Regions from separate parts of the Homo sapiens genome. Here region 1 is linked to region 2. A link is a contact called in ENCODE Hi-C or POLR2A ChIA-PET data. All regions are on one chromosome and are shown on one strand. The core of a region is the stretch at or near the end of the contact, and the rest is flanking DNA. Distances in the headings are between cores, read along the strand shown.

Region 1 (6,779 bases), core at 2,278-4,777, 260 kb before region 2:
TGTCTCTACTAAAAATACAAAAAAAAATAGCCAGGCATGGTGGCGCATGCCTGTAATCATAGCTACTTGGGAGGCTGAGGCAAGGAGAATTGCTTGAACCTGGGAAGCAGAGGTTGCGGTGAGCCAAGATTGTACCATTGCACTCCAGCCTGGGCAATAAGAACAAAACTTCGTCTCAAAAATAAAAATAAAAAAATAAAAAAACAACCTCTATGTGCCACCTACCCCATCTTCCCTCGGCCGTTTCCCACGTAGGGTCACCTGAAGCCCCACACCCACTGCTCACTTTCCCACGGGCAAGTGAAGTGCAGCAACCACAGCCTACACTCTGAATCCTAGGGGTGTTCCCCAGAGCAGCAGAGCCACAGGAACCCCATCCCCGTCCTGGCACCTCACCCCTATCTAGAAGCTGAACGCTGTATCAGCTGATCTGGGGGGACTGATTTTTCCTGCTCCTGCTGCTGCTTAGTCATCCCACACCTGTGCAGATGTCTACTTTTTATTCAGTTTTATTTTGTAAGAAATATTTATCGGATCCTGCTGTGTACTGTCACTGGAGAGACAAAGGTGAATCACACCTGGTCCCTGCCTCACAGAGCTCCAGGCTATGGATGAAACCCACTCAAAGTCAGACCATTACCATTCAGTGAGAAACACCGTGACAGACATCAGAAAAGGGTTTTCTTTTTAAAACAAGAAACAAAAAAGCTTTTTATAGAGACAGGGTCTCACCATGTTGCCCACACTGGTCTCAAACTCCTGGACCCAAGCCATCCTCCCACCTCAGCTTCCCAAAGTGCTGGGATTACAGGCACCCATCCAACACAGGCTTTTTGACGCATCTCACTAATCCCCTGTGAAAAATCTTCCACTCTTGGTTTCCTGGGGTCAGTTTTCTTCATTTCAAGCTCAAAGTGAAAAAGAGAATACAAATATCCCTGATGGTCCTTTGTGCGGTCACAGCTGGACCCGGTATGTCCTCCCGGTTAATCCAGGGTGCTCAGGGCTCCCATTTCACTCTGAACGTCCTCTCTCCTATCGGAGCTCACCACGTCTACACCTGCAGCAGCCAGGTAGCTGCACACTAATAGAAAATCCAGCAAGTCAGAAAACTTGATTTACTCCTGTAACTTTGAGGCTACTGACTGTGTTGTTGAACTAATCCTATAACTTCCCTGCACTTTAATTTCCATGTCTGTAAAGTGGGGCAGGTGGATTCGGTCACCCTAGGTGCCACTGTATAGTGAGAGCTCCTCAGAGACAGCAGCACACCTGATCTCAGCATCCACCATCTAGTAAATACCAGGCACACACTAGGCGCTCAAAGTCTCACTGAATGTATGTGTGAATAAATGACTATATGAGAGCCATGTGGATCATGGACAAAGTCAACAAATATTTTTGAATGTCTACCAAGTACACTGTAGAATAGGGAAATAAGTAACCCAGGCAGGGCGGTGTTTTCTCCCAAATTCCCCTTACCTCCTCCTGAGGAATGGAGGGCCTCTGTACATCAGAGAGACTCTTGACACAAATAATGTTCTTGAGATGCATCATAAGAAGTTGTGATGTTAACAAGAAAAAAGTCCATTTGTCTTGGGGGTGTTTTATATTAATAGACCTAACAGACCGGAAGCCCCCTCCAATGGGACACAGGATGCAACACCCACCCCAAGTGCATGGAGGGGAAACCAGAGGGAGCAGGACCTGGAAGAACAGAGGGGTAAAGAGACTGAGGCACGGGAGGTAGGTCTGAGGAGGAGCTCCCGGCCCCTGCGGTGGCCTGGGTGTGGACTGATGCAGAACTCAGCAGCATAAGTAAAGTGGCCGCACCAGGCTCCATTTGTACATGGGATGGTTTTTCAGTAAGATTTTCTTTCTGCTAATGGGCTACATTTTCGCACACTTTCTAATACATCAGGCCCAGTTAATGGGCTACAAAACAATCATTCCATTCAACAGTCATTTATAGAATACTCCCAAAGTGCCAGACCCTGTGTAAGTTCAAGCAATACAAAAATGAACACGAACAGCTCCTGTCCTCTAAAATCCCCATCCAATGAGCTCCAGGAGGCACCTCTCCTACAACACGCCCCTGCTCTGCACGGCCCTCCTCTCTGCCCTCCACCAACCCAAATCCTCCCCCAACTCCAGCTCAAGTTCCACCCAACCAAGTCCCTCTCAGTCCCCCTGCACTCCTGCCACTTTGAGAGATGACTGCACCCATATCTCTAGGCTTTATGAAATGGATGTCATCTCCCTGGTTTTAGAATTTTCCAGAAAGAAGCCACATCAGTGATTTGCATCAGAACAAGCTTAGGCCCACCCTGAGCCTTCAACTTGGACACAGGCTCAGTCATAGCAGTCCCTGGCCCCTGCAGTGCTTTATAAACACTGCAGTAGCAAAGTCCACAATCAACTCTGTGACAAGTCAACAGGCCGAGATAATTTGAAAACGTGGAGAAAAAAGAATGGTCAAACAAAACCAAAGGGCTTTGACTCATGCCTTTCCTCTTTCCTTCTCTCAGGGAAATAAAGTCACACCCCCTGCTCTCACTCCTGCCTGGAGGCTTCCAAAAAAAGGGCTCCCTTGTTAGCCTTCCCTTCAGCCCCCATGAATATCACCCAGCATTCAAGCCCAGCCTCTCCTCTCCCTTTGAGCACATTTCCTAAAGTCTCAAATAAATGTCAAGTTTAGTGAGTGCTGATATTCTATGCCCCTAATGTTTACTTCAAGTATTATTACCTTTCTTCTTTTGCCCGGGGCCATTTCCAAACAAGGGCTGGAGCCAGGCGCCCCAGCAGCTGGGCAAACACACTTCAGGGCTCCTTCCCTCCTGTGGCTCCTGTTTCTCAAACCCTCTGAGACCTAAAGCTCTGGGGGTCTCTTCCCCCAACCCAGTTCCCTCCCCTTTAGACCAGAACAACTAAGCCATGGCCACCTTCCCGATGGACACACAAGGAGGCCTGGTGTCACCCACTGCTCCAGGGGCGGTGTTCTCGGCAGGGGAGCTGCCTCTTGTCCCGGATCCTGCTCTGCTGCCATCTTATGTGGCTGCAGAATTGGAGGGAATTGTGAACAGAGAGAGGACAGGGCAACTTCCCAGGCAACAACACTACTATTGCCGATATTTTGCCAAGGATGGGAGCAGGAGCACAGAGGGGAAACAGACCTTGTCAAAGTCTCTTCTACCAACACTTAGTATCCACTTTCCTGCCAAATATTCAGATAGAGAGGGTCATTGAAAGGTATAAGGAAATCCAAGCAAGAAAAAAAGATTTGAGGAAGAAATCATGAGGCATTGGGGTGTGAGGAGGCGGGAAAGAGTACAGGAGAGAACTGGCACAGCTGCCAAGTTATCAGTCACCTTCTTATGTTCTTAAGAATGCTGAATTTCTTTTGTTTGACCAGTTTCACCTCCCAGATTCCCATAAAGCACATGGTCTAATCTGTTACGTAACAGCAAGACAGCGTCACCTCACCTGTTCTCGCCCTCAAATGGGAACGCTGGCCTGGGACTAAAGCATAGACCACCAGGCTGAGTATCCTGACCTGAGTCATCCCCAGGGATCAGGAGCCTCCAGCAGGGAACCTTCCATTATATTCTTCAAGCAACTTACAGCTGCACCGACAGTTGCGATGAAAGTTCTAATCTCTTCCCTCCTCCTGTTGCTGCCACTAATGCTGATGTCCATGGTCTCTAGCAGCCTGAATCCAGGTAAACAAGACTGTCTATGAAGGGGAAAACGGGGGGAGAAATGTGGCAAAACAGGCCACAGACACATCAAAATGCAGCTTCTCTTAGCTATGGGGGATGGGGCAAGTGAGCCTTTCTCAATGCCAGTTTCCTCCTTTACAAAAAAACAGCAAACTGTACTTACACCCAAACAATGTTGAGAGAGTTAAACGAGATATTGTATGTGAAAATATCTGCAACTGGCCGGGCGCGGTGGCTCACTCCTGTAATCCCAGCACTTTGGGAGGCCAAGGCAGGGCGGATTACAAGGTCAGGAGATCGAGACCATCCTGGCTAACACGGTGAAACTCCATCTCTACTAAAAATACAAAAAATTAGCCAGACCTGGTGGCACGCACCTGTAGTCCCAGCTACTCAGGAGGCTGAGGCCAGAGAATTGCTGGAACCCAGGAGGTGGAGGCTGCAGTGAGCCGAGACGGCACCACTGTACTCCAGCCTGGGTGACAGAGTGAGACTCCATCTCAAAAAAAAAAAAAAAAAAAAAAGGAAAGAAAAGAAAAGAAGATATCTGCAATTGTAGCTGATCCCCCTCACACACACGTACGTATGTATGTATATACTAGCTCAACAAAGATTTGCTCCCATGCCTTCTCCCCCAACACTTTTCCAAAAGAGTAACATAATTCTCATGGCTAAACTTAATGATGATGGTGGGAGAGTGTTGAAGGCAATGGTACCTTTATAGAAGATCAGGAAGTCCTTGCTTCTATTCTTTACAGTGCACTGGAATGCCACCAACATGTCTTAATGCTATTTACTGGTAACGTAATAAACTAGAAAAAGCCTGTCACCAGGTAGTGTCCATATTTGAAGCTTTATCCATAGCAAGCCCTGCTGTAACAGCTCACATTTTGGGAAGCCGACTTTAGCTTAGGGGTTCCAAATCTGCTCCAGCTTTCACTATAAAGTGGCCCAGCCCTGCACAGAGCAACCACGCAGAAAAGACCTGATCCCCATGTATATTTCCGCTTGTGAGCACCATCTCCCCAAAGGCCACTTTGAGGTGAAATGGCTATGTTACATACTCAGCATCAACTTGGTCCTAAAATCAGGAGGCATTCTCCCTTCTCCACCCCAATTTCCAACATCCCCTCCTTTGTAGAGAGAGTGCTCTGGAAGCTGTTAAGCCCCATAGCCCTAGGGCCTAGACCACTGTTCTGAAAGGGAAGACTTTTCCATCACTATGACAGACACCCAGGCTAGAGTCCTCTGCCTGGATTCAAAGCTGTAGCCCCAACCTGCCTTTCTAGTGTACCTCCCTCTACTCACTAAAAATACTATTTCTCCAACCAAACTAACCTGTTTGCCCTTCCCTGAACAGGTATTGTGTTTTTCCACCAGTTCAACTTTGCTCACACACCCAGCTCAAAACCACCTTCCCACAGCTTCCTTCAGTTCCTCCCACAGCCAGACATGTGGTCTCCCTCCTGAGCGCTGGCTTAGCCCTGCTGGACACTCTCTTCTTGCACTTATCATCTGCTGCCTTATATTGAGGGCCTTCATGTGCCTTTCCTGCCCCCACCCCCTGTCCTTCTAGGCTGCAAACTACTTGGTGACACAGACTGGTGCACTGTTTCCATATCCCTCACGCTATCCAGCTCAGTACTCAGCAAACATTAGCTAACTGCAAGAATGCATCCTCAGGTTGCTAAATCAAACCAGGGCTTCATAGCAGCTCTACTGACATTTGGGCTGAACAGTTCCTTGCGGTGGGGGCTGTTCTGTGTATTGTGAGATGTTCAGCAGCATCCGCGTGGCCTCTCTCCCCTACATGCCAATAGCAGCCTCCCCTCTCCCTCATCCAAACCCCTGTTATGGCAGCCAAAAATATCTCTAGACATCGCCAAATGACCCCGGAGGGGGAACCACCCTTGGTCAACAACCACTGCTCTACACCAATACTTCTCTGCATGGCCACACTTTTAGACTCACCTAGACCTTTACACTCAGCTTGGAAGTCAGGGGGACCTAGATCCTGGCTCTGCCACACACTTTGCAACCCTAGACAAGTCGCCTCACTTTTTTGAGTTTCAGTTTTATCATCTTAAAATGAAGAAAATACCACTTGTCACACACACTTGTGAAGATTAAATGATCCGCAGCGTGTCCTAGAAAGGGTTTAATAAATGGACTGAGTAGTTTCTAAGTCGCTCCTAAAGCACGAGGGTGAGGAACTGGGGAAAGCTCCCTGCGCCACCAGGGGGCGCCATCACAAACCACGTCGAGTGGGTGGCGGCCGGGCTCAAATCTTGTTTCCCAGCCAAGCAAAGTTTTGCAGTGCAGGCCTGAGTCTGAGCTACTTAGTGGCTAAAGGAAATAATAGCTCCTCCATCCCCAAAATAAATCTCAGAATAAAGTCTAATCTTATTTTATCTCTTAATCACATACATGCTCAATATGCTTTTCACAGGGTTAAGGGAAATAGAAATAAGTGAGAATATATGAGGTCATTAGGAAATAAATTACTTAAAATAACAGATTATTCATTAATTATAATATTATTTAATTATAAAATTACTTATAATATCAGACACATTAAGAACTCCTATATCACAAGCATTGTTCTAATCACTTCACACTTACTATCTCATTTGTCCTCACAAATCTAATGCATTTCTTACTTTTTCTTACTTTTCATTTTTCAGACTTTGAAAAATATTGTAAAAATAGAGTTCCAGTACAGCCTTCATCCAATTGTTTTCAAACAATATCTTATGTAACCATAATACAATTATCAAAACCAGGAGATTAGCACTGATACCATAATATTAACTAATCTACAAATGTTCAAATCTTGCTAATCATCCCACTCATGTCCTTTTTCTGCTCCAGACTCCAATCTGGGATCCCACTGAATAAAATGTCAGATCTCCTAGGTCTCCTCCAACCTGGGATAGTTTCTCAGTCTTTCCCTCTCTTTCAGGACCTTGACACTTTTGAAGAGTTCTAGCCAGTTGTTTTGTAGAATGCCCCCTGAATATGGGTTTGTCTGATATTTCCGGCTACACATTTTGGGCAAGA
Region 2 (6,518 bases), core at 3,739-6,238:
ACCAGGGCAGTAGCAGGGATTGAAGTAGCAGGAAGGAATGGCAGCTTCCTCAGGGCCCTGGGTACAACATAAATCAGCTGCAATCAGATTTGGGCCTCCTGTCACATAAGCTCATGATTCAAATTCCAGGGAGAGCTTCTGACTGGTGCAGCTTGAGTCTTGTGGCCTCCCATGACTCCCCTTGGCCTGTGGACAGCTGAGTGCCCTAACAGTCTCATGGAAGCATATCCAGTAGGACGTGGGTAATGGTTACTCAGTGAAAAGTCAGGGAGCCATTACAGAGGATGGCGAAATGGATGCTGGGTGGGCAGAAACATTGGTATCCATTCCTGCTTACCAGCCCCGGCCTTCACCTTGCATTTGAGTCACAACTCACTGAAACCACTCACATTGAGCTTGTTAAGGACTTTCTCTTGCCAAATCCAAGTACATTTTTCATCTTTATCTAAAGCTTTAACTCCATCGACCAGTACCTCTCTTTTAGAAATCTTTCCTTCCTTGGCTTCTGTATATTAAATCAACCCAAAACTCCCTTCCTTCCTTCCTTCCTTCCTTCCTTCCTTCCTTCCTTCCTTCCTCTCTTCTCTTCCTCCCTTCCTTCCTCTCTCCCTTTCTTTCTTTCTTTCTCTCTCTTTCCCTTTCTTTCTTTTTTCTTCCTCTCTCTTTTTCTTTCTTTCTCTTTCTTTCCCTCTCCCTTTCCTTCCCTCCCTCCCTCCCTTCCTTCCTTCCTCCTTCCCTCCCTTCTTTCCTTCTTCCCTTCCTCCCTCCCTCTCTCTGTCTTTCTTTCACTTTCTTTCTTTTTTTTTTTTTTTTTGAGATGAACTCTCTCTCGTCCCCCAGGCTGGAGTGCAATGGCGCAATCTCGGCTCACTGCAACCTCCGCCTCCTGGGTTCAAGCAATTCTCCTGCCTCAGCCTCCCGAGTAGCTGGGATTACAGGCATCTGCCACCACGCCCGGCTAATTTTTGTATTTTTAGTAGAGATGGGATTTCACCATGTTGGCCATACTGGTCTCAAACTCCTGACCTCAGGTGATCCACCCACCTCGGCCTCCCAAAGTGTTGGGATTACAGGCGTGAGCCTCTGCACCCGGCCCTTTTTTTCTTTTTTTTTTTTTGGAGACAAGGTCTCACTCTGTCACCCAGGTTGCAGTGCAGTGGCACCGTTTCAGCTCACTGCAACCTCTGCCTCCCAGACTTAGGTGATCCTCCCACCTCAGCCTCCTGAGTATCTGGGACCACAGGCACGCACCACCACGCCTGGCTAATTTTTTGTATTTTTGGTAGAGACGGGGTTTCACTATGTTGCCCAGGCTGGTCTCGAACTCCTGAGCTCAAGCGATCTGCCTGCCTTGGTCTCCGAAAGTGCCGGGATTATAGGCATGAGCCACTGCACCAGGCCATAGTCTTTTATAACCTAATCTCAGAAGTAATATCCCATCACTTTTGCCACATTCTATTCATGAGAAGTGAGTCACTTTTGAAATGAAATATAGAATGATTTAAAAAAGTCAAAAGGTTCAGCCCACGTTCAAGCAGAGGGCACCACACGAGGACATGAGTATCAGGAGGCAGGGGTCACTGGGACCTCTTAGGGGTGGCCTACCACAGCCTCCATAATGAAGCAGGCTCATGGTTCTCTTCTCTTCTCCCTGACAGCTTCTTCTGTGGTCCATTTAGGGACTTCATTTCTCTGCCCACCTGTTTTTTTTTTTTTTTTTTTGTGATGGAGTCTCGCTCTGTCGGTCAGACCGGAATGCAGTGGCATGATCTCGGCTCACTGCAACCTCCACCTCTGGGTTCAAGCTATTCTCCCTACCTCAGCCTCCCAAGTAGCTTGGATTACAGGCGCCCACCACCATGCCCAGCTAATTTTTGTAGTTTTAGTAGAGATGGGGTTTCACCATGTTTGCCAGGCTGATCTCAAACTCCTGATCTCAGGTGATCTGCCTGCCTTGGCCTCCCGAAGTGCTAGGATTACAAGCTTGAGCCACCTCACCTGGCCTGTTTTTTTTTTTTTTTTTTTTTGAGACAGAGTCTCACCTAGGCTGGAGTGCACAATCTCAGCTCACTGTAGCCTCCACCTCCTGGGTTCAAGTGATTCTCCTGTTTCGGCTTCAGCCTCCTGAGTAACTGGGATTACAGGCACCCTCCACCACGCCCGACTAATTTTTTGTATTTTTAGTAGAGACGGGGTTTCGCCATGTTGGCCAGGCTGGTGTTGAACTCCTGACCTCAGGTGATCCGCCCGCCTCGGCCTCCCAAAATGCTGGGATTACAGGCGTGAACCACTGCACCTGACCTCTGCCCACCTTTGAAATGTGGCACTTCTCCTGGGCTCTTTTCTGGGCTTAGAGCTCTTCACATTCGGCGTATTCTTCTTGAGGGACATCATCGACTCGTGATTTCAGCTATCAACTCTATGCTAATGATGTCCAGATCTTCAGCCCAGAGACCTCTCTCTATGACACTGCACACAACTGTATCCCAATATAGACTGAAGAACTAATATAACTCTTTGCTGGATCCAGGACATGTCTCATAGGCACCTCAGATATAAGAGGTTCAAGAAAGAACTTTGTCGAATAAGTTCTGTGCCTCCTCCTATTTTCTCCTGTCTCAATGAATGTCACCTCCATCCATCCGGGCATCCAAGTGAGAAACGTGGGCATCATCCTTGGCACCACCCTCTCCCTGACGCTCATATCCAAACATAAAGCCCTGCTGACTTGAGTTACCTCCGGGTTTTTTAAACCTGTTGCCTCCTTCATGTCCCTGATACCAATGTCAATACTGGCCATTAGCATCTCTTGCCTAGGCTATTGCAATAGCTTCCTGGTTTTTCCTGCTTTCATTCTTGTCCTCTCAGATTCATATTCTCAAAAATGCAAAGCTGCTCTTGATGAAAACCCATCAGCGGCTCCCCATGGCCTCCTAGATCAAAAGATACTTAATGATTGGGCCCCATCTAGCCTCTCCAGCAGCATTTTTCTCTTATGGTTTATGCTTTAGCAATCCCAACTGCCTCCCTGCACACAACCTACTCTTCCTCACCTGTGTGCTCTTGTTCATGCTTCCCTCCAATTTTAATGACTCCTTCAGAAGGACTATTTCCCCTTTAAAATTCTTTTTTTGTTTTTGTTTTTGTTTGAGATGGAGTCTCGCTCTGTCCAGCCAGGGTAGCCTGGCTGGAGTGCCGTGGCGCAATCTCGGCTCACTGCAAGCTCTGCCTCCCGGGTTCACACCATTCTCCTGCTTCAGCCTCCCAAGTAGCTGGGACTACAGACGCCCGCCACCACACCCGGCTAATTTTTTTTTTTGTATTTTCAGTAGAGATGGGGTTTCACTGTGTTAGCCAGGATGGTCTCAATCTCCTGACCTCATGATCCACCCGCCTCGGCGTCCCAGTCCCCTTTAAAATTCAAGAAAATGCCGGGTGTAGTTGTGCGCACCTATAGTCCCAGCTACTGGGGCGGCCGAGGCAGGAGGATAACATGAGCCCAGGAGTTCGAGTGTGCAGTGAGCCATAATAGTGCCACTGCACTCCAACCTGGGCAACAGAGTGAAACGGCATCTCAAAAATAAGTAAAATTCAATTTTCCCAGTCTAGTTTTGTGTCCTAGCACACTATAGTGTTGTGATTTATATATGCATTTGTGTCTCTTACTGGACCGTGAGCTTTCTTGATGGCAGGAATTGTGTCCTATTCCCCTTTGTGTCCCCGGTACCTTCTATGGAGGTCATACAAGTATAGATACTCAAGCTGTGTGTATTGGATGGATGAATGGATGAACTGGAGGTTTACATTAACATATGATTTTAAGTTGGTTCTTGGAGTCAAATAGAAGTTAGCCAGGGGGACAAGAGTGAGAAGGGCATTCCAGTTATAGGGAACTGCAAGTACAAAGGCCAAGAGGTTAAGGGCAGATTCAAGGAAGTGGTGGTGGTTTGGTGTGGTTGCAGTACAGGATGCATAGTGGTGCTCCCTGTAGAGGGAGGGGAGCCAGTTACTGTGAAGGGTCTGAAAAGCTGACTAAGGAGTTTGGCTTTTGTCCTGTGTGCAACAGGAAGTAAGAGTTTGAAGCAGGGGAGTGATTTGATCAGAGCCATATTGTAGAAACATTACCCCAGTAGCCAGTGTGGAGGATAGACTAGAAAGGGGGCAAGAGGGGAGACTGGGAGGCCAGGTAGTAAGGAGATTCATGGGCCAAGCAGGAGATGTGGAGGCCTGAACTAGGACACTGGGAGCAGGGAAGAGAGGAGGAGATGGATTTGAGAAATACTCGGTTGAACTCTATGAAATTCCCATTTTGTAAGAAAAAGCTGGGTGATATTGTCAATTTCATATGGTTTAAAATTTTAATATTAATGAAGTAAATGAACTGGATGGGATTTCAATCCTGATTGGATGTGAATATGAGGAAGAGGAAGGTGTCAAGGACAGGGACAATTTTTCTGACTTGAATGCTAGATTGGATGGAGTATCACCATGGGGAGTGGGAACCAAGGTCTAGGGGCATGGTAGAGAAGATGACATGATTAGATTAGACATGTTGATTTTGAGGTATTTTTGGAACCTCTAGGAGGTGGCTGGGTATCCTGATGTGAAGCTTAGGAGAGAGGGCTAAACTGGAGACAAATTTAGGGATTACCAGCATAGAGAAAGCAGTTGTGGGAGGGGATGATTCACCCTGGGAGAGCAGCCCAGACAGAGCTGGAGAACCAAGAGAGTGAGGTTTCTTAGATGCCAAGAGGATTTTGAAAAGATATTTGTGGCTGCATGCTGCAGAGGAGAGTCAGATAGGACTGAAAAGTGCTTGTAGGATTTAGCAAGGAGGAGACTGTCAGGGACAAGGGTGTGTCTTGGGGGGCAGTAGTGGGAGTGCCTTGGACTGGCCTCTGGAAGGGCATGCTGGGCCTGGACTTGGAGGTGTCCCTTCGTCCTTAGTCATGCATCACTTCAGCCACCAGGGGGCAGTGGCCACATGGAATCCAGGTTGGAGGGATTCACTGGGGCCCACAAACTCTTGGAGATGTGGGCAGGGTTGGGGGATAGGTCCAGAGCAGAGGCTGCTTCCTAATGGAGAGAGACATCCCCATGTGAAAAGAGCAGGGAGGAAGTTCTGGGAAGGGCGGCAGGAAGGAGACCTTTCTGTGGGGCAGACAGGAGGCCAATTAGAAATCCCCAGTCTTGGCCCAGAGCGGTGGCTCATGCCTGTAATCTTGGCACTTTGGGAGATCAAGGCCAGTAGATCGCTTAAGCCGAGGAGTTCAAGACCAGGCTGTGCAACATGGCAAAAACCTGTCTCTACCACAAAATACAAAAATTAGCAGGTTGTGGTGGTGCACGCCTGTCGTCCCAGCTACTCAGGAGGTTGAGGCAGGAGAAGGTCGAGGTGGCAGTGAGTTGTGATTGTGCCACTGCACTCCAGCCTGGATGACAGAGGGAGGAGAGAGACCCTGTCTCAAAAAAAAAAAAAAAAAAAAAATCCCCAGTCGTGTCTCATAGTTTCCTTCTCTCTGGGCCTTTTCAGGTGCAGGTGGGTTTTATTCAACATGGTACTTCGAATAGCAATGGATTTGTATTTTGAACCCTGATTTTCTTTGCACTCACTTCTTGATAGTCTTACTCTCCATTCTGTGTTCAAAACATAGTGAACTTTTTTCAGTTCTCACCTGCTTCCATGTGAAAGCTCTTCTTCCATGGGAACGCTTTCTCCATCCTGCCTCCTGTTTATCCTTCAGGTCTTATCTCAGGCATCACCTCTTCTCAGAAGCCTTCCGTCACTGCCCCATCCACCTCCTCTTGGCTCCCATAGAGCCCTATCTTGAGTCTTGAATATTCTGGCTGGTAATTATTTATTTATTTATTTGCAATCAGCTTTATTGTGATATAATTTGCATGCAATAAAATTCACCAGTTGTAAATGTACAGTTTAATGAGTTTACACACACACACAGTTGTGTAACCACCACCACAATCATGTTACAAAACATTTCCATTACCCTAAAAAGTTCCCTCCGGCGCCTTTGCTGTCAGTCCCCTCCTTCCACTGCAGCCCTTTTCAACCACTCATTTGCTTTTCCGTCACAGTAGTTTTGCTGTCTAGAATTTCATGTAAATGGAATCCTACAGTGTGTGGTCTTCTGCATCTCTCACTTTGGTTTTGAGGTACTTCTGTGTTGCTGTGTGTATCAGTAACTGTGTATTTATTGTTCATTCCCTCCCCCACCAACAACTTCAGATGAGGGTCTCTATGAGGGCAGAGTTGTGTCTCATTTGCATTTGTTTCTTCAGCTTACAGCATAGTGCTAATTCGTGATAGTATTCAGTATGCATGTCTTAAATGGAACCAAACTGAATGCTTGGGGAGAGTCAGCCTGGGAGAGCTTCTGAACCCGGGTGTGCATAAGGCAGGACCCATCTGCAAGATGCCTCATGGCCTTTTCATCCCACTCCAGCTGCTCCTCCATTTACTTTGGCTGGTTCTGCTCAGCAGGCCCTCACTTCTCTGCCCT

The links. Hi-C counts contacts between places; a loop is a spot of excess contacts on that map. ChIA-PET counts read pairs that join two places held with the same protein, here RNA polymerase II (POLR2A). Pooled maps may share reads with other maps.
Region 1: a pooled map shows a loop between it and region 2 (2.1-fold over the local background). The contact joins the promoter of CXCL17 here to the enhancer-like site in region 2. A Hi-C loop is called at or near these places in 6 of 50 pooled maps. POLR2A ChIA-PET finds 5 or more read pairs at or near these places in 2 of 52 experiments (K562 and activated CD4-positive, alpha-beta T cell).

What each region holds. Positions count from the first base shown.
Region 1 is chr19:42,439,694-42,446,472 of GRCh38, reverse strand. CXCL17 (C-X-C motif chemokine ligand 17) reads left to right here and starts at 3,527. Exons shown (of 4, transcript NM_198477.3): 1 at 3,527-3,719. The coding sequence starts at 3,641. The region is part of intron 1 of LIPE-AS1 (LIPE antisense RNA 1); the gene reads right to left. RefSeq lists a silencer at 6,009-6,098.
Region 2 is chr19:42,182,966-42,189,483 of GRCh38, reverse strand. It overlaps a transcript of POU2F2 not described here. Among named protein-coding and RNA genes, the nearest start is that of DEDD2, 31 kb to the left of the region's middle. Within about 2 kb of position 4,988, at least 7 of the 41 ENCODE cell types and tissues checked have a DNase peak (open chromatin) inside an H3K27ac peak, as active enhancers do.